Regions from separate parts of the Mus musculus genome. Here region 1 is linked to region 2. A link is a loop called in an ENCODE intact Hi-C map of the cell type or tissue named here. Cell type or tissue: left cerebral cortex. All regions are shown on one strand. Links, peaks and the distances in the headings refer to the core of each region. The heading gives the core; the rest is flanking DNA. Region 1 overlaps 0610040J01Rik (RIKEN cDNA 0610040J01 gene). Region 2 holds the start of Nwd2 (NACHT and WD repeat domain containing 2).

Region 1 (12,835 bases), core at 1,956-9,955, 240 kb after region 2:
TGTTGTGAAAAGACACCATGACTATGAAAACTCTTATAAAAGAAACTATTAAATTGGGGCTGGCTTACAGTTTCAGAGGTTCAATCCATTGTCATTATGTTGTGAAGCATGGAGGCATGCAGGCAGACATGGTGCTGGAGAGGTAGCAGAGAGTTCTACATCTTCATCCGTGGGTATCAGGAAGAGTGAGACAATAGGCCTGGCTTGAGCTTTCGAAACCCCAAAGCTAAGTGTCCCCCTTTCCAACAACAAGGCCACACCTACTACAAAGCGACCCCTCCTAATCCCTCTCAAGTAGCAACACTTCTTAATAAGCATGCATTTAAATATTTGAATCTATGGGGGGGGCATTCTTATTCAAACCACCCCACCAGGCTTATCATGTGTTTGTATGGAGCCATACTCACAACAGCCCTATGAGGTCGGATATTACTCTTTCTTCCTCCCACTTTGATGTTGGCAAAGCTGAGATTGAGGGAGGATTTGTGATGAACTTTAGGCCACCCAGCTTCTAACAACCCACTCCCAAGCCCACTGCCCGGTCTCTAATGGCAGACCATCTTCTATGCATCACTTTAAGAGGCCATCCTCCTCTTCTAAGCCCCACTAAGAAACAACCCATCTCTCCCAGCGCACCGCACTGCTGAGGTCATTGCGTAGTGTTTGCACACGGAGTAGCCCTCCATCCAGCTCTGCACACCAGCTGGGTGAACACAATCCAACCAACTCCCTGCTTCAGCTGCCCGCAGGTAGCACCAGATGCCACAGGTGGAGGGGCCAAAGCCACAAGACTGCCCCCATTTCATATGCTGGTTACAAACCTGGACCCTGAACATGTGGCCAAGCAGCCATAAATCAAAGTTTAAAGGCAGGGCAATGTTGCAGAACTGAGAGAAATTACTGGGTTATGTACGTTTACAGGTTTGTTACAAAGTATAGTTTGAAGAATTGGATGAGCAGCCAGAGGATGCTGAACAAAGTTAAGGCCACAGGAGCAGAACCTTAAGCCCCATGGAGTTGAGGAACACCACCCTCCCAGCTCACAGGAGCATTTATACTGCACAGGGGCATTTATACAGTTTTGGGCAACCCCTAGTGCCTATGGGATTTGCAGAGTTCGATCTCTGTTTAATTTCCAATATTTATCATCACCCAACATACAGTGTGAACATGCATGTGCATGTGTTCTCAAGAACACACATACATACATACACACATACATACACACATACATACATACACACATACACACATACATACACACATACACACATACATACACACATACATACATACACACATACACACATACATACACACATACATACATACACAGAGAGAGAAAGACAGAGACAGAGTTTAGTGGATGATATTGAACCAATCAAAACCTCACTTGGTGTCTGTGGTGATGGTCACATTCTGAGGCTATCCAGGGGACCCCACTTAAGTCACCTCATAGTAGCATAAACCCAAGAGTAGTCAGCAGGGTTCCTTCCAAATCAAGAGGCCACTGGGACTTGGGAAATTGCATAAGCTTTAGAAGCTCTGTGTCTGGACCCAAAGACCCAGAGACAATGGCCACATCTATTTGTTTTATCATAGCTCCCTATGTAGATTTTATGTGAACTGTGACCAGACCTTCTGGTGATAGAGCCTGAGAAGTCAAATTGATCTTAACAAGTAAAGGGCATGGCAAGTTCTCTGATGGGTCAGACAAAGCTAAAGATGGGTCATGTTGAGCTTGCTTTATGGCTTAAACCAGAAGCCAGGCATGTGGCAATTGCTTATAAACTAGCACTTGGGAGCCAGAAACAGGAACATCCCGAGTTCAAGGCTAGTCTTGGCTACATAGTGGGACCATGTCTCTAAAAACATAAATAAATAAAAATTTTTACACGTGACAAAGAATCCTATTTGAACTATACATATGAAGGCAGAGGGGTCGTCCTTCAGATTTTAAAAATTATCTCAAAACTATTCTGTGAAAGCTCTTCAAGGTATATGAGTCTATAGTCCAAAAGATGAAATGTCATCTAGGAGGTCGTGGCCTGGACCCACCCAAAGCTGGTGGATCCCACATCCATCACTATAGCTCACGAATTCTCTCTAAACATAGTTTGAATGCCATGTAGTTATTCTAAGCAATAGGGTTCTACCTAAGAAGCAGGAATTCCAGGAATCATCTAATATCATTGATGAAAGGCCATGATGGTATACAAGGCTATGTGATTAGCTGAGCTCGCTAGCTGAGCTCTGCCACTTTCTTCAGAGCTATCTATGTGACTTCCTCAACAAACACACTTGGCCCTTTGTCTGTGGGTTCTGCGTCTATAGATTCTGCCACCCACTGATGATGGAAAATATTTAGGAAAAGCTGTTACAAGACCATTGGCACATGCTGTCTTGTTACGCCTTTGATGGTTGCATCTGCAGTGTCTGGAAACTTGTTCACTCTTCCCTTAACAATACAGAATAATAACTCTACATAGCACTCACATTGCTCTAGGCATTATAAATCATCTAGAGGTGTTTGAAAATGCTAGAGGCACGGCCACTGCCTAAAGAATATGGGAGAGTATGTGTGTATTATATGCAAATACTACATATATATGTGTATATATGTGTGTGTGTAATTATATGTAAATACTATATTTTATGGAAAGGACTGGAGCATGTAGGGGTTTGAGAACCAACCATTCCCCATAGATACTAAGGGACAGCTTTCCATCAAGTCCAGGGGGAAATTTGTATCACATACTCTAAGAGTTGTAGATATTTTTCTTAAGGAATTGAGTTGAAGCCCCACAGAGGCCTTCCTGGGCATAGTAAAAACCAGCCTCACTAATAATGGGATCTGTATTAGTCAGAGTTCTCTAGAGTCACAGAACTTATGGAATATCTCTCTATGTTAAGGGAATTTATTGTAATGATTTACAGTCTGTAGACCAACTAACCCAACAATGAACAAGATTGGGAAGTCCAAGAATGTAGTAGTTGCTGAGTCCCATGAGGCTGGGTGTTTCAGATGGTCTTCTGTAGAAGTAGACTCCAGCAACAAGTAAGGGCAAACAGTCCAAGAATAGTGACTCTCCCTTCTTCCAATGTCCTTATGTAGGCTCCAGCAGGTATGGCCCAGATTAAAGGTTGTGTACCACCACACCTGGATCGGAACTTGCTTTGTCTCAGGCTGGCCTTGAACTCAGAGCTCTCCTTGCCTCCGTCTCCTGGGATTAACGGTATGTACTACCTTGCCTGGGCCTAAGCTTTTCATAGCCACTATGCCTCAAAATCCCCATGTCAAGATCCAGGTCAGAAACCTGTTTTCCAGTCTCAAGATCTGGATCACAGGTGTGCCCTTCATTTCTGGATTGTAGTTCATTCCAGATGTAGTCAAGTTGACAACCAGGAATAGCCATTGTAGGGCCTAATAGCAGAGAGGTGTCCACATCTCAGCAGATGTGAGGGGTCATAGTGGGGATTCCATAAGACCATTGAACCTAGTATGAAGGTCCTATGTCCCTTACACTTTTTCTGGGGGTGGGGGAGATTTAGGGTATCTCCTAAAGGGGGACATAGGAGATTGGAAGGAAAAAAGGGAACCTGCCCTGAAGTGACATAGCAGGGCAAGCAGGCTGGAAAAGGAAAGAGAACTCGGTGGAGATAAGTACAAGACTAAAGTCCTCTATGACCACCCTCAGTGCCACCTCTGTGACCTGCCCTACACAGGCACACAGCAAGCACGCCATGTGCATTACATAACGCTGCTTCTTTCAGAAGAATCCAAGACCAGCGACTGTCAAGTGACTGTTATGTAGTCATGTAGCCAATCTTCCTTTGACAACAATACATAATAGGCAAGGTCCTGAAGGGAACAGGAATCACTCCCTTCAAACCGAGGAAGTCGTATGCGCTTTGTGGTCATTGGGTTATCCAGATATGGGAGAAGCTGAGAGCCAAATGAGACAATGCAGTGACATGGACTGTCAGAGCAGGTAGATGTTTCCACCTGCTGTGATTTGAATACTTGACCCAGTTGTGTCCGAATTGTGTTGAACTTTACTGATAGTGCTAAAGGTTGTGGGTGGTAGGAAGGTGCTGTTAGGGCTAGTGGAGTGATATGAAGGAGTGGATTGCTGAGAAGAAGGAATGTCCTCTCCTGTTCTCCTGCCCACACTCACCTTCTTAAGGACACTCGTCTGTGTCCCATCCCTATTTTCTCTCTAAAGAGCACCATGTAAAACCTTCATCCGTGTGCTGATGGAGCAAGAAGGCCCCTGCCAGACGTAACCATTAGATCTTAGACTCCAAATTCTGAAAAGTAATTCCTTTAGTTTATAAATTACACAGTCCATGGGATTAGGCTTTCGCAACAAAACATGTGCTAAGACCCTATCTACAATGAGAGCTGTAGGCAGTCATGAAGGGCTTCTGTTGGCCATCAAAAGCTGCAGGGAGCAGAGTGGCTCCCGGAATGGATAGGAGTCTGTCTGAGGTACAGAGAGAAAGAGATGGATTCCTGATGTCTCTGCTCTTTGCACTCTGGTCCAGGCCAGCACTGCCTTGGGTGGAATCTCGGGGCAAGATTGCTGCAGGGATAGAGTTCCCTGAAAAAAATAGCTGGGTGAAGGAAGGGAATGAATCCAAGAGCAAACCAAACATGACAGAGTATGTTCTTTAAATGACTTCCATATTTTAGGCACTTGAATTTTCTCATTGCTTTCCTATTACATGCCACAGCCTGGAGAAATGGGCCACATGTAAATCAGAAAATGAACTGGGGACGTAACAGTCTGGCATCCACAAAGCACTGAGTTTGATCCTGAGCACAACGTTAAGATAGGTATGCTGACATATGCCTGTGATCCAGCACTCTGGAAATGAAGTCAGGATCAGAGGTACGAGGTCATCCTCGGCTGGACTGTGAGGCTGAGGCCAGCCTAGAACACATGAGACCCTGCCCTCTCCACCTTCTCCCAAAAGGAAAGGAAGGGAGGGATGGAGGGAAAGAGGGAGGAAAGAAAGAAGGAGCAAAAAGGAGGAAAGAAAGGAAGGAAAGGGGGAGTTACAGGTGTAGACAGACATGCTAAAGCAAATCTGTAACCTCACTACTTGGAAGACAGACGAAGGAGGAATGCAAGTTCAAGGACAGCCTGGGCTACAGAGTAAGACCATGTCAAAGTAAAAGAAAGAAAGGAGGGCTAAAAGACAGTGCTATGAAACACTTTTTTTAAAAATGAACAAAAAAAATTGAAGTCTTATGATGCTTATAAACTGCCTGCCTTTGTGTTGGGACTTCGATGGTGATGACATAGTTTTCATCCAAGTCACCATGCTGGCATCTTGATTTGAATCATATCATCAGTCACTATAAGGATTCAGGACCATGTCTCATTGTTTGCTAGGGACTCACCATGCTACAGTGTCCTGAAGATACTGACCTGAATAAATAAAGCTGGCCTGACCCAACCAGAGACAAAGCAACCCAGGGAACTAAGACTGTCTGTTTCATTGAAGCAGTTGGGCAGTTATCACCAAGCGGTATGCCCCAGACAGTATCACCAAGGAGCTGGTAAGAAATGCCAGGCCTTGGGCCCCACTCAGACTCAGGTGAATCAATACAACCCAGTGCCCTCTGCTGCTGTGTCTGCCAAGAACCTGCTTATAAATCCGGACTGATGGAGATGCAGAGCCCCAGAGGGCCTCGAACCCTCCACACTGCAGAAACTCCTCATTCCCTCAGCCTCAGCCACAGAAGGAGACAGCAGAGAAAAACCCAGACTCTCACACTTCAGGGTTTCGTGAACAGTTTTGTGTGAAATGGGGACCCATGTAGAGTCGTAAAGGGTTTTTCCACCCCCACCGAGGTCTCCACACAGGAAGAAATAAACCCTCGCCTGGTAGGAGCTGCAAAGAGCTATTGTAGCATGGCCACTAGAGCTAACACAACAGATGCGCCCGGGCTAGCGTTCCTTGCTGGCCAGCCTTACTCACCATGGCTAGCACCTGCAGGACTTGCACCAGATTCTTGTGCTTTCCTGATTTCTTCTGTGTGCTTCTCTTGAAACTAAACTATTAATAACCACTCTATACTGCCACCTGGTGGTAGGTAGATGAAATAACAGCTGGGAAATTCAAGTCAAGAGAAAAGCAAATTACAGTTTGCAAAAGCCACTGAACATAATCTGGGGAGAAGGTGTAGGAAGGCCACAACGTTGCAAAATAGATAGCAGGAAGTCGTTATGACTAAAGCAATAACCACTTTACTGGTAATAGCTACACTATCTCACCAACTTTTATAGCATTTGTTGCCACTTGAAAGGCTTATTGTAAAGTAGAAAAGGATTAAAACAAGAAAGTCCCTGAACCAGCACCAGACAGATAGTAAACACTCACATGTCAACTGCAGTGTTTATTACATTTTGTTTTATTTTTAATTGCATGTATGTGTCTTGGCATGTGTACGTAGATGTAGGTACCTGCAGAGGCCAGAAGAGGGCATCAGATCCCCCAAGCTAGAGTTACAGGTAGCTGTGAGCTACCAGGCAGGTTGGTAGGAACCAAACTCAGGTCCTCTGGAAGAACAGCAACCTCTCTCAACCTCCTGAAATCTCCTTTTCATCCTTTGCGGTGTTTGAATAAGTACCGACGGTAGTTACTCAGGCATGATGCGAAATGGTCTACATGTTTCATCTCATTGAACTTTCATAGCAACCCTGATAAGTAAGAACTATCACTCTCCCTGATTAGACAAGTGACACTCAGGGGTAAAGTTGCTGGGAGTGGCAAGGCTTCTAAGTGGAGGAAATGCTAGTACGAATTGTCTCTGACCTAAACTGTTCATTGATTAAACTACTAGTGTGGTGGGATGAGTCTTCTCTGTGTTTATTGAAATTTCATAGCACTCCATGGGTTTTTTTTTATTTTTTTTTTTGTTTTTACCCAATCCCACCCTTCATACTTACCTCTCTCTTAGGCATGGTGGTCATGAAAAGCTTAGGCCCAGGCAAGGTAGTACACACCTTTAATCCCAGGAGACTAAGGCAAGCAGACCTCTGAATTCAAGGCCAGTCTAGGACAGCAAATTTCAAAACCAGGTGTGGTGGTACACACCTTTAATCTGGGCCACACCTGATGGAGGCCTACATAAGGACAATGGAAGAAGGAAGGCTCACTCTTCTTCGCTTGTATGCACTTACTTGCCAGCATATCTGTTGGAACCTAATTCTTCAGGATCCCAGCTTGTACAGAAGACCAGTACACCCAGCCCTGAGGGACTGAGCGACTACTAGACTCTTGGACTTCCCATTCACAGCTGCCCATTGTTGGGTTACTTGGACTGCAGCCTGTAAGTCATTACAATAATTTCCCTTAATATGTAGAGACATTCTATAAGTTCTGTGACTTGAGAGAACCCTGACTAATACACCACCCCCCCTCCCCCCGCACAGCGTAGGGAAGAGGAAGGGAGAGAAAGATAGAGCCTGAGGAGCTATAAGCTTTCTCGGGGACACTCATAATTCCATTGTATGTAGCACAGTGCCTGGTACATATAAGAGGCTTGGTGAACACTGCACAAGTAAAGATGCTGCCCGGTGTTGAGTCTGCCAATGGCTTATTTTTCCTTATTTTTCCTTATGTCTGTGTAAAAATGTGCCCACAGAACCCAGAGACTGTGTGAAGTTGGAGTTACAGTAGGCAGTTGTCAGCTGCCCATCATGGGTGCTTAGAGCTGAATTTAGGCTTTCTGCAAGAACAGTAAGGGCTCTCAGTCATGAACCTTTCCCCAGGCCCAGTCAAGCATCTGTCTTAAAGATATAGACTAATTACTAAATCAGAAGGGGTGTCATATTTCGAACAGAAGACCAAGGGAAATGGTTTTAAGATCTGTCAAAATGACTGTCATTTAGTAGGGTAAGGACCACAGCAAGAGACGCATAGTGGTATTATCATGGTATTTGAAAAGAATGTGTCCCCACATGCAACAGGCATAGCAAAGGGTCCCAGGAAGTCCAGGGCAGTAAAGTTAGGCATCAGGGCTTGTTTCTCTTGAGTTCTGAAAGTGGAAGCATGGCAGTGTGCTTTAGACACCCTCTCATGTGGACATCCCTATCAAGGCCAGCTGCGCCAAGGCCATGGAGGCAGTCTTGTGAGTGATGCAGCTCCAACAGACCCAGGGAAGCCTTTCACTGAGAAGTGCCCATGAAAAGCCAGCTGTGACTCCTGAAGAGGTGATGACACTGGCTTCTGTTTCCTAGTCCAGGTATTCCAGAAGGCCCCAATGTCTGCACTAGCTATGGGTTCCCCAGTACTCAGAACCCTCCCCAAGGCCCACCACAAGGAGAAGAGGGGCCATCAGATGACCTCCCCAGAATGGTTTCCTTAATCTGAGACTCTCTCTCTTCTTCTGCTTGTTGTACCTCTGTCCTTATCTTCATGTTCTGTGGCCCTGGTTGTAGAAACCTGAGCCAAGCAAAGTACCAGAGTTTTAGGGAGTGAGATGGAGAGCAGGATATGGAGGAGAGAACACTGGAGCAAAACTTTTCTCCACTGGATCAGGACCATGATTTGGGACCCAGTGGACCTCAGTAGTTTCTTCATGAGCTTGTGAGCACTTTTGCAAGCTTGAGCGAGTTTCCCAGTGCAGGATAGAATAGATGCCATCAGGACTTCTCTTCAGCTTCAAGGAGGTGACATGTAAGCCAAAGCAAGCCAGGGGCGGATGGTAGTGTAGGGCAGTTCTCCTTTCCCACTGTTGCATCTAGACGGTGAGATCTGGAAGAGAGCTTTGATGGCATAGATTTCTGGTGTAGACAAGGACTCGAGAGAAGAGGCTGCCCTTTTGCATCTGTGATGCTGGACATAGAGTTGTGGCTAGGACCCCAACTTCTGACACCCAGGCATGAATTACACCTGGCTAAGTGTCTTGAGACCTCACATTATAGCATTGATGCATAAGACTCCCAATGATAAGGGATTTCCTCTCCATTACAGTTTTTCAAAAGCATCTCACAGCATGGGTTCTATCACTTGCTAATCTACTATGAAGATAAGTTATGTGATCTCATGTTTTAGGGAAATACTGGGTTTACTAAGATAAACCATCCTTTGTTATAATTCTGAATGTGTTCATCTTTAATTGCTACTCCCCCAAACCTTTGTCCAGGGAACCTCCTTTGGGGATGTCTTAATTAGGGTTTTCATTGTGAAGAGACACCATGACCATGGCAACTCTTATAAAGGAAAACATTTCAGTTGGGACTTATAATTTCAGAAGTTTAGTCCATTATCATCATGGAAGGAAACATGGCAGCAAGCAGGCAGACGTGGTGCTAGAGAAGGAGCTGAGAGTTCTACATCTTGATCTGCAAGCAGTAGATGGAGACTGTATACCACACTGGGCATAACTTGAGCATATAAGACCTCAAAGCTCGCCCCACAGTGACATACTTCCTCCAACAAGGGAGCACTCCCTAATAGTGCCCTTTCCTATGTGCCAAGCATTCATACACATGAGTCTGTGGGGGGCATTTCTATTGAGCCACCACAATGGAAAAAAACTGTATGTATGTCTCTATATACATACTTCTGTCCCATCCAGCCCAGTGCTTGGCAATGCTTATTCATATCTAAGGCACATTGCCTATCGAGAAGGTGTAAAGTGGAGTATTTAAGGGTGTGATAGAAGTTGTTGTATAACCTTTCAGCATCTCAAAAATAGCAGAAGCTTAATGCCTTTAGGTAGGAAAAAAAGTCATGCACATGAGATTTCGTAGTCCCCAGCTTGTCTTCTAATTCCTCGTCATCTTTGGAGTCAGCATGCTCTCTGGTTGGGCCCTCTTCTCTGATGTCTTCTGTAGACAGAAGGTTGCCCCTGCTGATGTCAAATGGTCACACTTTGCATTCATTCCTCTTGAGCCAGGAGCTCAGCATCCAGTAGTGGTGCCCTAAATGTTCGGTCACTTTGCCCTCCGGCCAGGTTCTGGGAAATCAGATTTAAAAAACAGATTCTCTTTTCTGAATATTAGCAAGTTTCCCAAAACAGTGTTTAAAATGTGTTTCGTTTCACTACACCCTCTTGTAAATATCCCAGTAGCCTTTTTAAAACTCAGATTATTTCATGGGAGTGACTTTAACATCTCATGCCACGGGACCCTTGAAGAGGCATGTCCTCAATGATTGGAAGTGTACCAAAGGGAGGAAAGAGGCTGTTTTCCAGGCTGAAGGAAGAGAACCAGGTCTTTTCCTCTCCCTCTGCTCATGACTTGTCTTGCGATTTGGGACCACTGGGTGGTGAGCACATGCAATCTGAACAGGGAAATGAGAAGACACTCAATTGGAATGCCTTATCCAATCCAATATCCTAAGGTGGTGCACACAGTCCCACTATTCTGGAGGTGGAGGAAAGAGGATAGCAAGTTCCAGACTAGAGTGGATTACATAGCAAGACTTTCAAAACAAAACAAAACCATACAAGGACCCAGCCCCTTTATCCCCTGCCTGTCACTCACCCATGTTCCTACCTTTGACTAGTGAGGGTGAAGTGTTCTGTGTATTTGCACACCGTACAATGAGGTAGATGACTGACACAAAAGTAGGAGGGGCTTCCCTCTGAGAGGAGGCTCAGCCTAAGGACAGGGCCCCATCTAGGGCTGTTTGGGGCCTCCGACTTGTGTAGACCCCCTGCAGTCAACCACAGCTGCTCTAAGCTCATGAGTACTGTGACTCGCGAATGTGCTCTACAGCCTTGTGCCCCAGCATCTGTCCCATCTTGTTCCCCCAGCCTCCATCAATGAGTCTTACCCGGATCCATTATCATTACTATGAGTGGTAGCAAATGGTGATCTTTCTAGGTCCTGTACTCTTGTGTATATTGGTTGGCTGGTTTCCTATATAGTGACAGAGCTGCCCCTTTCCCTTCCATGCTCCTCTTAATGTGTCTTGTCACTCGCCTTTTCCTCCGTGAGCCAAAATTCTCACTAGTTCTGTTACTTTGATGGTCTGATAGCACTGGACTTGGCCAATAAAACCCCTATAAGCTGGCTCCAAGCGATTACTCTTGACACCAGCTCTAACCCCTGGGTACCATGGTGAATGCTGTCAATTTCTCTATTTTAAAACTCCAACATTCTCCCTACACCCCCACCTCCACATCCCCATTGTAAAACAGGCTTTTCCTGCCAGGAGACTTTACCACTAACTAATGTGGCCATGGCCGTCTTCAAACACAGGGCTGTTTAACTTCAACACGAAACCGGGGCAGAATCAAGCAGCATGTGGGAGTGCAGGAGCAGGTGGCGCCAGCAGTGGTTAGACTCAACCACGCTAATGGTATTTGCTTTTCCCTTGTGTAAACCAAACCCTGGCTGCAGAAGATGTCCCCTTTGCTTCCCTGTTGCCATGTATATCGCTCCAAAGACAAAGCACATTTTGAGTCCCCTTAGCCATCAAGGGCTCCCACTGTAAGTTAGGCAGCTGCTTCTAAAAGACAAGCAGGGGGAAGGCAGACAGCCTGCTCCTTCAAGGGCTGGCGTTTTTCTACTTCTGTGTATCATGCCAGAGGACAGATGTTTCCCTTTTGCTTGCTCCACAGAAGATATGGATGGGATATTGATGAAGGCATGGGGAATGGATCGAACTTGATCTGATATGTGCATGAGGGAGACTAATTGCAACTATGGATGTGGGCAGGCGTGGGGTGGCGGTGGTGCTGAGCACATTGACCCCTCCCCTTTTCACCTGCGGGGGCTGGGGGGTGGGAAGCGGTCACACAACCTTGAACATTCAAGCCAGCCATTTGAGAAAGGAATGCCATCAGGACAGGAAATCACAGAGTGGGAAAAGAAGGGCAGGAGGACCTGAACCAGGAAGAATGTCCCACCGTTCAGGTTGGTACCAGACTCAGAAAGCATGGCTCTCTGGCATGGGACTGGGCCTGAAGGAAAGCCAGGAAGTGCCAGGAAGTGAACCCTAAGGGAGTTGGTGCTGGAGAAAGACAGGAAGCTGACCCTAAAGAGGGAAAGGCTACTCACAGAGCCCCAATGGAAGGGTTTGGGAGAGCAGTGTGGATCCTGTCTTTCCCTGGCAGAGAAGAGGAGAACCTCAAGAAACACTTAAGCAAAGGAAGGCCTTGGATTCCATGCCCAGCCTCTGTCTATCTGCTGCCTGCCTTGGGAAGCCTGTGGTTTCAGAAGAGGAAGGTTGCATCCCAACCACTCTTGGATTTCTAAGCAATTGGCTCTGTGGTCTGAGCCCAGCAGAAGGTTTCAAACTGCACCAGGTCATGAGTACCCCAGGACCCCAGCAGCCTCTAGGGCACTGGGAGGTATCATGGAAGTTGTTGACCAACTGCCCCTCCTGCCTGCCTTGGCTTCTTTCTCCCTCCATTTCAGCTGCTAAACTAGAGCTCCCAAAGCTGACCTAGCGACTCACTGATAACATTTAACAGTGCCTCAGTTATAGGACCATCTGCCCAAAGCCGGCCTACCTGCTCACTGATAATATTTCATGGTGCCTCAGCTATTTAAACAAGGTTCCAAAGTAAACAAAGTTGTTTATTGCAGGTCAGGATTTCAGAGTCAGTGCTGAAATGGGAAAGGAAAGAGGGGAGGAAAAGAGGGGCTGGAGGGGGTAAAAGAATGAGCATAGCACTTCTTAATCGAAATGATTTCTCCACTTGATCTGCATTACGAGCAGAAAGGGAAGCAGAAAGGGGAGCTGGATCTAGGTGTGTAATCCTAGAAGCTACTGAGTGTGTGTGTATGTGTGTGTGTGTGTGTGTGTGTGTGTGTGTGTGTGTGTGTGTGTACATATGTATGTGTGTGTGTGTGCACTTATG
Region 2 (12,835 bases), core at 2,439-10,438:
ACTTTTAATTTAGAAATATGAAATAATGGATGTATTTTTATCTCAAAACTTACTTTCTTCTACTTTGGGTGGTGTACTAGGTGCTCTCATTGCAATGTGTTTAGAGGTTGTAACGAGACTGATCAAAAAAATACATTAAGCAGATTTGGAAGGGGTGGGTATAAAGTTAGAATTTCTGAGTCATGAAAACATCAGCTAGCGCTTCCTGAAAGGTGTAACTTTATTTAAAACTCAGCTGCTGCATTTTCTCTCAAGCTGCAGACACCTCTGAATCAACCATCCATGTTGACAAATTGTTATGCTGATGAATTCTCACATCTACTGAAATTTTCCATTTTGTAAACAAGTAAGCAGATGGTCTCGCTCATATCCTGAGCTGGAACTCTGGGAGTAGAGTCTTGGCTTGAGTGACCATTTATTATTCATTTTTCACATTAGCAAAGACAATCAAATATTTATCACTGAATCAGAAAGCCACTGAGAGCATGAATGTAATATTGTATCAAAGATCTTGCCTCAGGCTTGGGAAACACAAACAGTGTGTGTCTGACTCCAGTGGTTTGATTCCCTCAGAGGGACTGGAAATATGGGTTTGTTTGGCTTTCTTCATCACACTGTGGGCATTAAAACTACCCTACCCACTGACAGCACAAACTCAGAACAGCCAACCAGTTTTCCGGTCAGGATATTTGATGTACACAGATACAAGTGTACATGTGGGCACACACATTGGGGTCAGAGCCAGTCATGTAAGCTCTGACTCTGGAATTTCCATGGTAGTCCTTACCACAAACTCGAAAGAAATGTGCATATGACAAAGCCTGAAATGGGATGGAAACCCCCAGTCATCATCACAACAATGGGAGTGGGTGAGATATGTTTGTATATTATGGACTCCCTATAAGAAGATCCATGAGGGGGGAAAAAAGTAACATACACATGCAAAAAAAAAAAAAAAAAAAAAAAAAAAAAAAAAAAACTTTCTTTCATCAGGGTAGTACAAGTAACTCCCAAAATATAGACTATTACTGTGGCCTTCTATTGATTCTCAGAGATTGAGGATAAGCCCATATTACAGAAGACTCCACACATTAACAACACAGGACTTGTACTATTTAGGATGGATCTAGCCTGAAAGCTCCCCCACAGCCCCCACCTGCAGTCTAACTTCCTTGGAATCAGAACATACTACAAAAGCTGCCAATGGAGAGAGCCAATCAATAGTCCTACCCAGCTGCAACATCTAGTAACTACAACAATGTCCAGCATGTCAATCTATCCCTAAATGTACCATAAGTGGCCCTCACATGTTGATGGTATATAACAGCTGTATAATTGGTCCACTCAACAGGAGGGAAATCTTGCCTAGTACTAGAAACCTACTGGGCTTCCCAGGGCTAGCAAGGTCATGTATCTTAGAATAGAATACTACATAATTCCAAAGGACATTCTAAATCATATCTTTATACCCAAAGATAAGTGTAGCTACCACCCCTGATCAAAGAAGCTTATCTTTATAGCAAATGGAAACCATAACATATTTCTACAAGTAGATGCAATGCCGAGATAAGAGATTATGGGGAGCCCAGCCCCAGTGAATAGATCTTTATCATAACTCTTGCATTTATGGCTCAGGGAACATTGGGACATTAGGGAAGAGGAGTGGAAAGACTGTTAGAGCCCAAATACCAGAAAGTCTCCTGGGAGACAGTTCTCCTAGAAATGGCTGCCTAAGCAAGATCAGAACAATGGCAGCATCAATAGATGTGCTAAAGGGGCATGAAACGTGGGAAATTTCTTTTTTATTTATTTTTTTATTACATATTTTCCTCAATTACATTTCCAATGCTATCCCAAAAGTTCCCCATACCCTCCCCCCCCCCCCCACTTCCCTACCCACTCATTCCCATTTTTTTTTTTTTTTTTTTTTGGCCCTGGCATTTCCCTGTACTGGGGCATATACAGTTTGCAAGTCCAATGGGCCTCTCTTTCCAGTGATGGCCGACTAGGCCATCTTTTGAAACATATGCAGCTAGAGTCAAGAGCTCCGGGGTACTGGTTAGTTCATAATGTTGTTCCACCTACAGGGTTGCAGATCCCTTTAGCTCCTTGGGTACTTTCTCTAGCTCCTCCATTGGGAGCCCTGTGATCCATCCAATAGCTGACTGTGAGCATCCACTTCTGTGTTTGCTAGGCCCCAGCATAGTCTCACAAGAGACAGCTACATCTGGGTCCTTTTGATAAAATCTTGCTAGTGTATGCAATGGTGTCAGCGTTTGGAAGCTGATTATGGGGTGGATCCCTGGATATGGCAGCCTCTACATGGTCCATCCTTTCGTCTCAGCTCCAAACTTTGTCTCTGTAACTCCTTCCATGAGTGTTTTGTTCCCACTTCTAAGGAGGGGCATAGTGTCCACACTTCAGTCTTCATTCTTCTTGAGTTTCATGTGTTTAGCAAATTGTATCTTATATCTTGGGTATCCTAAGTTTTGGGCTAATATCCACTTATCAGTGAGTACATATTGTGTGAGTTCCTTTGTGAATGTGTTACCTCACTCAGGATGATGCCCTCCAGGTCCATCCATTTGGCTAGGAATTTCATAAATTCATTCTTTTTAATAGCTGAGTAGTACTCCATTGTGTCCATTGGCGTCCCACCTATACAAACAATGACAGACAAGGAATGTCTGCTGAGCCTACCCCAGGGATGATGCCAATACAAAGTGGTCAGCCCTGAAACCACATACACAAAGATAAGAAAAATGAACTTGGGGGCTGGAGAGATGGCTCAGCGGTTAAGAGCACTGACTGCTCTTCTGAAGGTCCTGAGTTCAAATCCCAGCAACCACATGATGACTCACAACCATCCATAATGAGATCTGACAGACACCCTCTTCTGGTGTGTTTGAAGACAGCTACAGTGTACTTAGATATAATAATAAATAAATAATTTTAAAAAAAAGAAAAATGAACTTAGTGCGATGTATTTAAATATTTATGTATAATTAAACATACATTTATATGTAACAAGAGTGAGAAAGAGGCTATCAGTTTGAGAGGGAGGGCATGGAAGAAGTTGACAGGGCACTTGAAAGAAGCTGAAGGGAAGACAGGGAGAAGGAAAGCAATGTAATTCTATTTTAATTTTAAATGTATTAAAATAAAAAGTAATGATTTTTAAAAGGGTATACAGGGACTATAGTGTCTAAGACAGGATGCTAAACTGGAGATAGGACTTGCTAGACCAAGACCCTTAATGCAATATAATTAAGTAAAATACTAATTAAAGCTTAAAACAGTGTGTATCATACAGGGAGTGCTCAGTATAGCAATATCACAAGATAATGGTTTAATGGAATTACGATTTATTTCAAGGTCATTAACTTCTCTATCAAGAAGGATAGAATCTATAAGCAAATGACTCTTTCCAGCCCAGTGAATAGAAGGAGCCTATCAGTGATTTCACCTTCCCACAGGTCAGTATTAGAAAGAGCTGGCACCACTATTTTATAAGGACTTCTAGCCTGCTAGCTAGGGTGGGTGAGACAAGAGAAGGGAATGGTTTTTAGCAGCATGGTCTTGGACCCATGTTCCAGGACTCCTTTCTCTTCTCATTTCTAGGTGCTTTAAAATCTCCTGCCTGTTTCTGGAATGGTATTGATTTCCCTATGGGATTGTAATGAAAAAAATAGAAACATAAAAAACAGAGGAAGGAGTATAGACCTATGTGCTCTTTCTTGGAAGCAGCCATAATCTTGGTTGTTAAAAAAAAAATCTCAACCAAGACCAGACATGGATTTATTATGTTGCAAAAAATCTTTGACAGGAGCATTAATACCTGGATCGTGGCTCTACTGTAGATTAGCTTTATGACCTTGTATTAGTAATTTCTGGTGGAATTTTTCTAACCTTGCTCTCCTATATGCAAAAATGCAATAAAACTTCTTTTTTGTTGTCATTGTTTATAATAGACAAAGAAGATGGTACACTTTTAATTTCCAACCTATTTACAACCTAAGCAAGTATTTACAACATTTAAAATAAAATTCTTTTTATCAGTATTTCTGAAAGGACAACAAATAGGGCTGGAGAAGTGGCTTGGCAATGAAAAGCTCTAGTCGTTCTCCCAAAGGACCCCATATTAATTAGTAAATAAAACTTCAGTAAATACTGAAAATTTTGAAACAAAGATAAAAATTAAGTAGCCTCCAAAATCTGGACTTTCTATCTATCTAATGAGCAACCAATAATCTAATTCATCAAGCTGAAAAACCATAGGAATTGACACTTAAATCTTACCATTATGGGTGGCCTCTCCTTTGTGCTATCTGCATGCTGAGAAATCAATCTTTGTTTTCAGACTGTTAAAAAGAGATAGATTAGGAGAGTGTAAGGGAGGAGGCTGGGTGGGAGTGATGTAGGCAATTCTGTATCTTTAAGCAGATGCCTCCCCACTACTCAAAAGATGCTTAGCTTTACCTCCAGCAAAGGTGGTGGTGCAGTGACTATGCTATGAACAGTGACAAATCTCTCTTCTGCAGGCTTGGTCGGCAGTGACACAGGCAGATGCTAAACTTCAGCCTGTCTAGAAGTTAATTAGGTTACAAAGGCTGCCAAAAACCCCAAAGTCATTCAAAGAAAATTCAACACTGGAGCAAGATCTGAAGGAAACAAACACTAATCTTGAGTCTAAAAACAGAAATATAAATAAGAGAGGGGAGGAGGATTCAGGCAGGTGACACTCTGTAAACATTTTATCCATATTGTTTTAACTGCTGGGAGGTGAGGCATAATGTAGTCCTGACCCTTTCCCTGGGATGGATACTATATCTTCGTAAAGGCTGGAGCAGTGGCCAGCACTCTGCATTCATTACCTGTTACAGAATTTTCAGTACATAACCAGGGGCCATGGAGGGCGAGAGTCTCTGGATTCTGCTCCCGATTGCCTTCCTACTTGGAAATAGTGATTTTGAAAAGCTGATTCGCTAGAATGAATTAATTGACTAGCTGGCTAGGTTATCCACAGGAATTCTTCATGGGTTCTGTGAAATCATCACACAGTAACAAGTGCTGTCTGCTTCAGACTCTCAGGAGTAGTTGGAGCCTTAAAAACCTAGAGACCCAGTTCTTCCAAAGAGGTTAGCCCAGAATGAGTGTTGGGTGTGGGGTGCTCTAAGACTGTAAACAGCACTATGTAGGACTTCACTGCCACCCTCAGGACCCAGAGGAAGTGCAGACGATGGGGATGCCAGAAGATGCCCAGGATAGGAGTCTTCAGGTGAGAAGATAAACATGCCATGAAGCGACTAGCTATCATTTTGTTTGAGACAGGGTCTCACACTGTATATAGTCCAGGCTGGCCTGTCCTGGCACTAGCAAAAATCCTACTACCTCAGTTTCTAAGAACTGGTAATTAGAAATACGAGCAACCAACTAAGCTTTGTACCCACCCATCCTCTCCCCAGTCTCGAGGGTGGGGTGGGATGGGCTGTGTTTGCTCTCTAAAATATGATCCTGACCCAACCTCAGAATGAGAAATCTGAAGGTCCAGCTTCAAGGCAGGCTCCAAATACTCCCTTCTTCCTACTTCCCCATTCAATAAAATCACTCTTATCTCCTCTCCTGGAGTTTGTAGGGTTTCAGAGGGTGACGGCAATTACACATTTGGACTTCTCTGCATCTCATGCCACTTGGGATCCTGCAGATGTTCAGACCCTGGCCCCAGGATGCACAGTCTGATCCCCCTCAAAGAAAGTGATTCAGGCCCCTTCAGTGAGTGCAGATTACCAACAACCTTGAGCCAACTTTGCCACCTAGGCCCCCAAACAAAGGCCCCTTGCACTTTGCCAGAAGTGGGGCGTGGCAGAGAGTCTTTCTCTGTAGTTGCATCCTTCCCTTGAGCCAGAGCTCACACCCACTACTGCGTGGGGCTCCCAATGCCCTGGAAGCCGCCTGGTTCCTGCGCGCCCACAGGAGGGCGAACAGCCAGGAAAGGCTTCTCAGCGGGAGCAGGGAGGCTCCCTGGTCCTTTAAAGGTCTAGGAGAACTGCCCGCAGAGACTCGCTCCCCAAAAGGGTCCGCGACCACGCGGGGAGGGCCACGTGAGCATCGTGGCTTAGCTATAAAAATCCCCCGATTGCACGAGCGTGGGGAGAGAGCGCCGAGGCGAGACGTGTCCTCCCACGCCACGAGAGGCAGGGAGAACCTTTCTCAATGCCTGGAGCTTTAATGCTCCAGCCCCTTGGCGTGTGGTGTGGAGGAGCATTGAACTTTGGGGGACTTGGCAAAGGCTTGCAGACGCCCGCGCGACTGGATTCCCGCAAATGCACAGAGCTGGTTTGACCTTTAGGGGAGTTCGAGGGAGGATAGCAGGAATCTCGGGCAGATCGATCTCCTGTCCTTCACTGAGGGAGCCGCCTGGGGTTCTGGTGCGAGTCCTCCTAGGAAACCAAGAGGTCCCCGGGCTGCCCCCAGCCCGCGCATCTACACCGCAGCCGCCCCGTGAGCCGCGTTGTTTCTGAGAGTCCTGACCGACTCCTGCCACCGTCTCCTAAACTTTGACCTGCTCTGGTCCTCCGCCAGGTCCCCGACGCCCGGCTGCCCCCTCCTCCCGCGGTGGACACCAGTAGGGACATGGCTACGGGCTCCAGGAGAGGAGCGGGCTCTTCTCGGTGCAACCTGGCACCGCCCGCGTAGCATCCTCCACGCTGACCTCCTGCGCTGCGGCGCCGAGCCTCGGGCGGGAGTCAAGGCAGTCCTCAGAGGTGTAGGAGGCGACAACAACTGGGGACCCGAGGGTCCCTATGGCCGCTGCTCCAAAGCGGCTGCTGAGCGCTGCGAAGCTCGCCGGCTGCGCTCAGAGCTCCGAGCGACTCTGAGCTGCTTCGCCGGCGGACATCGCCCTCGCGGGACCGCGGAGGGTCAAAGACCCGAGAAGCAGAGACGGTGGTGGCAGCTGATCTTCCCTCCCACAGGGCGATGTGGCCGGCCGGTGCGGGCACCAAGCTGCCCTGTCCCCGGGACTCCGCGCTCCGGCGGGCGGCGTTCTCTGGTAATCTCACCGCCCTTCCTTCTCACCTGGTACCCGCCGGTCGCAGCGTCCGGGTCTTCATCAGCGCCAACCCTGAAGGTAAGTCCCTTGGCGCTTTAAGTAGGTCTGTTGGTCCTTCCTTTGATCTGCGCGGGTCCGAAAGTGTATGGGGCCCGCACAGCGGGGTACGCCCTGCTTCCCTGCGCTCCCTGCCTCCCTCTGCAGCCCCCAAGCGCGTGGGAATTTCATTCCAATCCCTTAATTTTCTTGAGCTCATCCGCTCCCCTGCTGACTACTAGGACACACTTGTCTTCCAGGAGTCAATCTAAAACATCGCAAAGGCGTTATTGGTAGACTTTCTAGAAGATCAATTCTGCCTCTACTACTCCATCGCCTTTGCCTCTTTAATGGGTTTCTTTTACCTAATACACAAATAATAGCTAGCCTCTGGTGGCCTGTGACTGAAAGGGGTTCCCTGCTGTCACTCGTTCTCACTCAAGTGCCAAGTATGTTCCTTGAAACACTGGTCCTGCAGATAGAAAGGCCAGTGGAGGTCCAGGGAGCGGCCCCCCAACCCAGAGCTGAATTAGTGCTGGTCCACTCAGATGAGCTCATCTTAGTTGGGCACTGGGACTTGTTCTCTCCTGAGCAGGTCAAGCGTGGGTCAAGCACCACCAGATAGATGCTGCATTGAGTAGTTCTTGGTTCCTAAGGTTAACTCTCCTTTCCAGTGAATGGTGAGAAAATGAAGAATGCACATAGCAAAGTGGATAAGAGTTCAGGGGAGAGAGAGAGAGAGAGAGAGAGAGAGAGAGAGAGAGAGAGAGAGAGAGAGAGAGAGAGAGAGAGAGAGAGAATGAGAGAGAATGAAAGAGACTTAAGAAGGATGTGTAAGATTATACAAGCCTGTTGTGAATTAACTTTTTCTGTACCACAGCAAACCTCTGACCTAATTGAAGAAAAACAAAACAAAACAAAAAGTTCACATTCAAATAATCACTGAAGAGTTTGATCCATTAAACATCCAAAGCTCTATTTTGTTGCTGTAAAAGGACAGAAAAGGTAACTTTCTGGAAACAAGCACTTCTAAAGGGGAGGGGTGAGCTACTGGAAATTTCTGGTAAAGTACTTGTGGTCACAATGGAATGGGGAAATAATTAAATAAATAATACAAAATTAAGGAGAGTTCTATGCGTGGAGGGCCTGACTGCCTTTCCCTGAGCTTACAACTCACTTTCCCAGAACCTAATAAAGGGTGCTTTTAGGAAGACCTGACAACATTAAGAATCCTTCCATAGCAAGTATACCAACCAGGACTTGGGCATGGGAAATGTTTAAATAACCATAAAATGGACAGCCTTGTTAAAGTTAGGGTTCAGGAAATCTACAAGTCTCAGCATAATGGCGAAAAGAATTATGTTAGATAATGTCTAGTCTTGCCATTTTCAGTTATCCAAGGTTTTCTTAATTGCCACGTGAATTGTTTGCCCTGCTGTGAAGCCAACTAAAACTCTTATCTTGTCCTTTAAGAAAACTGCTTCTAAAATAGTGTGAGTGTTCTGTTAATGTAAGCAGTGGTTAACTTGTTTCTTGCTTTAAATGTGCCTTTTATGGGATTGCATGATAATGAATTGATGCTGCCAGCTTAAGTAGAAACTGGAAAACAATTAATATGTGTTACACCTGCACCTGCATGGTATTCTTCAAACTCTCAACTTAGTTGCATTAAAAACTTAAACACACACTAAGCAGAGGAAAGCAAGCAAACACAAGCCACCCCTATTGGTCAAATGATTTTGCTGGACAGTTTCCAGGCTGATCTTAAAGGACCAGAAATATGAAGCTTACTTGAGAAGTTTTAGTAGAAGCAGGACTCTGAATTTTATCCAGATTGAAGAGCCAAGGGCATATTGAAAATAGGCAGAGATGGGCATTTTTAATGCTCTCAACCTGAAGCCTTAAAATGCTGGGAAATGCTCCATCTGAGGCAGCACTTTACCATGGCATCTTTATGGATGCAATTTAGAAAGCGAGTGCTTGTGTTTCGGTAGCATCCAATATTAGATTCTTGGACAATACTAAAGATAAAGAGCCTTTCCACTGTCAAATTAAGACAAAAGACATTATCTCATGTTTCCTTTAGAAGCAGAAACCCAATTTGCATTATACTCATAAAGCTGTTTTGTGTTGAAGGCATAGTAGGTTTTGTTTTGTTTTGTTTTGTTTTGTTTTGTTTTGTTTTGTTTTGTTTTGGGAAATCCAACAAAAGTCTTGCTGAGAGGATTGGTTTTTAATAGGTATTGCTTTACAAAACTAGTGTGGAATTGGAATTTCCCTCTCCACAATGACAGCAATATGTGCCTTCAGAATGGATAGTTTCCCATGTATTAGCTCATTCCATTTTTATTTCATCCTCTAACAGCCTCTCTAAAAGTGGTGGATAAAGGAATTCTTCCTATTCTACAGGTGAGACAACTAAGGCTGTTTGCAGTGAAGCTACTTTTCTAGAGTCGTAAAGAAGAGTGAAATAAGCAGATCCCATAGGAAACTTAAAATCCTTATGTTGCTGTTCTTTGCCAGTCTAGGCAGCACCCAGATCCCTGTAAATGTCTCACATCTACATGGCCAAATATGGTGGGTTCGTGCTGCACAGAATTGTCTAACTCCAAGAATATGAGCAACTAAAAGGGAACATAACCAGCCCAACCCACTTCTTCCCACTGAGAGGGAGTCATGGGACATGCAACAGAATTTCAGACTGTAAAGGACTTGTACTTCTCCAAAAGTATATTTACATCTGACCTGTCTTTACTGCATAGATGATGCTGAGTACTTTGCAGGGTGAGACCATCACATTATCCAAACTTAATTGATTGAATGGACTTTACCTAATCTCACTCTCATTCATTTGTGCCATATTTCTAATCCTTGGAAGTTTTTGTGTCATGTAACCACTGCTTTTCTTCCGGAATAACGTTTATACTTCTGTGGAAAAAAAATGTTTTCAAGACACATACAAAATTGTCTACTGTGATTAGCTTAACCAGCCTAAACAGATGGAAAGGAAAAAATACTGTGTGAGTTTCCCAGATATTAGAATATAAAGGCTCTCATATTCCATATATCTATTTTGAAGGGTAAATTAAATAAAACCTTTATACAATAGAGAGATAAGACATTCCCTTTGTTATTGACAAAGAATGATTCAAGCCCATGGTCCTGTACCCTGTGATCTCCTGGAATAGATATGAGTTGGTAATCTCTGCTGTCTCCCCTGAGAAAATGAGTATTTTCTATTCAATATGTGGGGTCTGGATTATCAGACATGCCACACATGTGTCTTTAAGAACCCTTCACTTTAGTAAATGTTGTGTAGTGCCTTCCCTAAATGCTAGAAATGTCTGCCTGATGGCATTAGTCATATGTGATGGCTGAGTACTGAATAGTATGACTAAAAATCTGAATTTTATTAATTTTAATAAATTTAATGATATAAACATTGTGTCAATTAATGAACTTAATTACATATAAATGTGGCCACTGACACAAAACTTTAAGTGATTCTCAACCTGTGGGTTGTGACCCCTTTGGAAGTCACATATCAGATATCTTCTGCATATCAGATATTTACATTACAATTCATAAAATACCAAAATTATAGTTATGAAGTAGCAACAAAATACTTTTTTGGTTAGGGGTCACCACAATATAAGAAACTGTATTAAAGGGCCATAGCATTAGGAGGTTGAAAACCACTGCTCTAAGTGGATAAAGACAATAAGTGGCTTCATGTCAAATAAAGTTTCAGGCTATGCCATCACTCAAACTGAGGGCAGTCTGTTGTTCACTAAGACTTGGGGATTTTGATACTGCAGCTAATAGATATGGACTTTATGGGAGAATGTGATTTAGTCTATGCAAACTCAGTTCCCCCCAAAAAAATCCACAACTACACAGAGTTCCCAGCTCCCAGAGGAGGAGCAGATAATTGGGCCTCTTGCCCAGGACAGAGTTGACTCTTTTCAAATCTAAAACATGGGTGAGAAGAAGAATTGTAGCTTTCCTGGAAATACTTAAAGGAGTTTCCCAGCTTCTGTGCTTAGATTTTCCTTCCAAATGAAGCCATCCAATGAGAGCAGAGTAGACCATAGCATTGTGTGTTCAGGGCTACTGTGCTAGTACGATTCACTATACATGTGAAAAGAAATCAGGAATGGAGAAAACCTCCCCAGCGTTCATCATTATCCATGTCCACTTGGATTTTCCAACTGATCGTCTTTAAGGGTTGTATGCTCACACCCAGTTTTGATGACTCAGACCATTCCCATTTCCTGTTCTTTGGTCATGTGACTTTATATCTTCCCAGACTCTAATTACGCCTTAAGATCTTCAGTTGGAAATTGTATTCTCCATCATAATGGAGGCCATAGAAGAGATGACATCCTGTCTCATGGCCACACAAGTTCAGTGGAATGGAACCTCTGGTTACTTCAATTAATTTGCATTTCTACCCAAACAAAGAAATATGCACCATGATTCACAAGAGACCTACAAAAATTTTTATTCTTACCTTTCTATCACACTAACCATTCATGGCTCCCTTTTCTGCTATCTTTATGTATAGCCAAGAAAATAACTATAGCCAATGCACATGTATGTACTCATGTACATATATATATATATGCACATACAGATGACTTGATGACCCAAGAATATCTTTAAAAATAATCAAGAATCTTGAAGGAGAATATGCCAACTTTGCCACTTCATGATAAGCATACATGGGGCATTACTAATACACAGACATTAAAAGTCTACTGATTGTGTCTCCTTGGTCCTTAGGCAGACATTACTGGAGAAAGTGGGAGTTCTAATTATCAATAAACTTAATAGACTTTTTAGTCAAGCATTCTGGGCTTGTATTTTCAATCTGCTATTCAATACTACTTCTGAGCAAGTTCAGCTCCTTTGTCTCCAGGTTCGTAATGCATGAAAGAAGATAACAGCAGCTGCTGCATAGGTTAGAGAGTAGAGTAAATAAGCTAAAGCACACAGCGCACTTACTTGCACAAGTTCTGGCTACATAGGAAACAATAAAGGTTTGTTTTTTTTTAAATCATTGTCTTATTTTCCAGTGATATCCAGGCAATGTGTAGGTGTGTCTATGACAGGAACAAGGTATGCATCAGTCATTTGTTAAAACTTGGCTACAAAAAAGAAACCTTTCTACTCTAGACTGTTCATAGAATTGGGTGTTTTCAAAACTCACTGCAAAGCTTTCAGAATAAAGTCAGGATAAGCATTTAGGTCCCATTGCAAAAGCTTCCACCCAGAGGACAGGATGCTGTAGAAGTGCCCATGGATACCAAATAGCCAGCAGCCTCTGCAAAATGACATGTTTGCTAAAAATCACATGTCAGATGCCATAAGCAATAGCAGAAGAATTTCTCCATTGCCTTCCGTTCAGATGTCATGCATCCCCAGGGAAGGATAGTATAGTGGTCCAGGGCTACACTTCTCTGCACATTGTTCTCCAACTGTAGAGAGACATATGAATGGAGAAAATGATATTGAGGATTTTTTTCCACTGTGTATTTTCACTTACATATCTGTACTCATCATCTTCAAGAGTTATATTCTCATGCCCAGCTTTGATAGGCCAGAAATGCAAATGGCTGTCCTTGCACCCAACAAGTCTAAGAAGTTCCATGCTTCCAGCCCATATTCTGCAATGGAGAGGATGGGACAAAGGGGTAGAGGGTCTTCAGCACCAAGAAACAATGTGGAGCCCAGGAGGAAGCAGAC

The links. Hi-C counts contacts between places; a loop is a spot of excess contacts. Peaks named below come from ENCODE experiments on the same cell type or tissue, not always from the same donor. Only the 100,000 strongest peaks of a DNase experiment are listed, where the experiment ranks them.
Region 1: a loop joins it to region 2, with 3 times the contacts of the local background. A loop is called at or near these places in 2 of 42 quality-filtered maps.

The regions. Positions count from the first base shown.
Region 1 is chr5:63,880,842-63,893,676 of GRCm38, forward strand. All of the region lies in intron 2 of 0610040J01Rik (RIKEN cDNA 0610040J01 gene), which reads left to right. It also overlaps a transcript of Rell1 not described here. Among named protein-coding and RNA genes, the nearest start is that of 0610040J01Rik, 75 kb to the left of the region's middle. In left cerebral cortex, for the core only: CTCF peaks have their summits at 6,111 (motif pointing left) and 6,311; DNase peaks (open chromatin) are centred at 6,011 and 9,703.
Region 2 is chr5:63,643,192-63,656,026 of GRCm38, forward strand. Nwd2 (NACHT and WD repeat domain containing 2) reads left to right here and starts at 5,912. Exons shown (of 7, transcript NM_177006.3): 1 at 5,912-7,129. The coding sequence starts at 6,979. In left cerebral cortex, for the core only: CTCF peaks have their summits at 5,219 and 5,977; DNase peaks (open chromatin) are centred at 5,193, 5,987, 6,128, 6,629 and 5 more places; H3K4me3 peaks cover 4,940 bases; H3K27ac peaks cover 3,374 bases.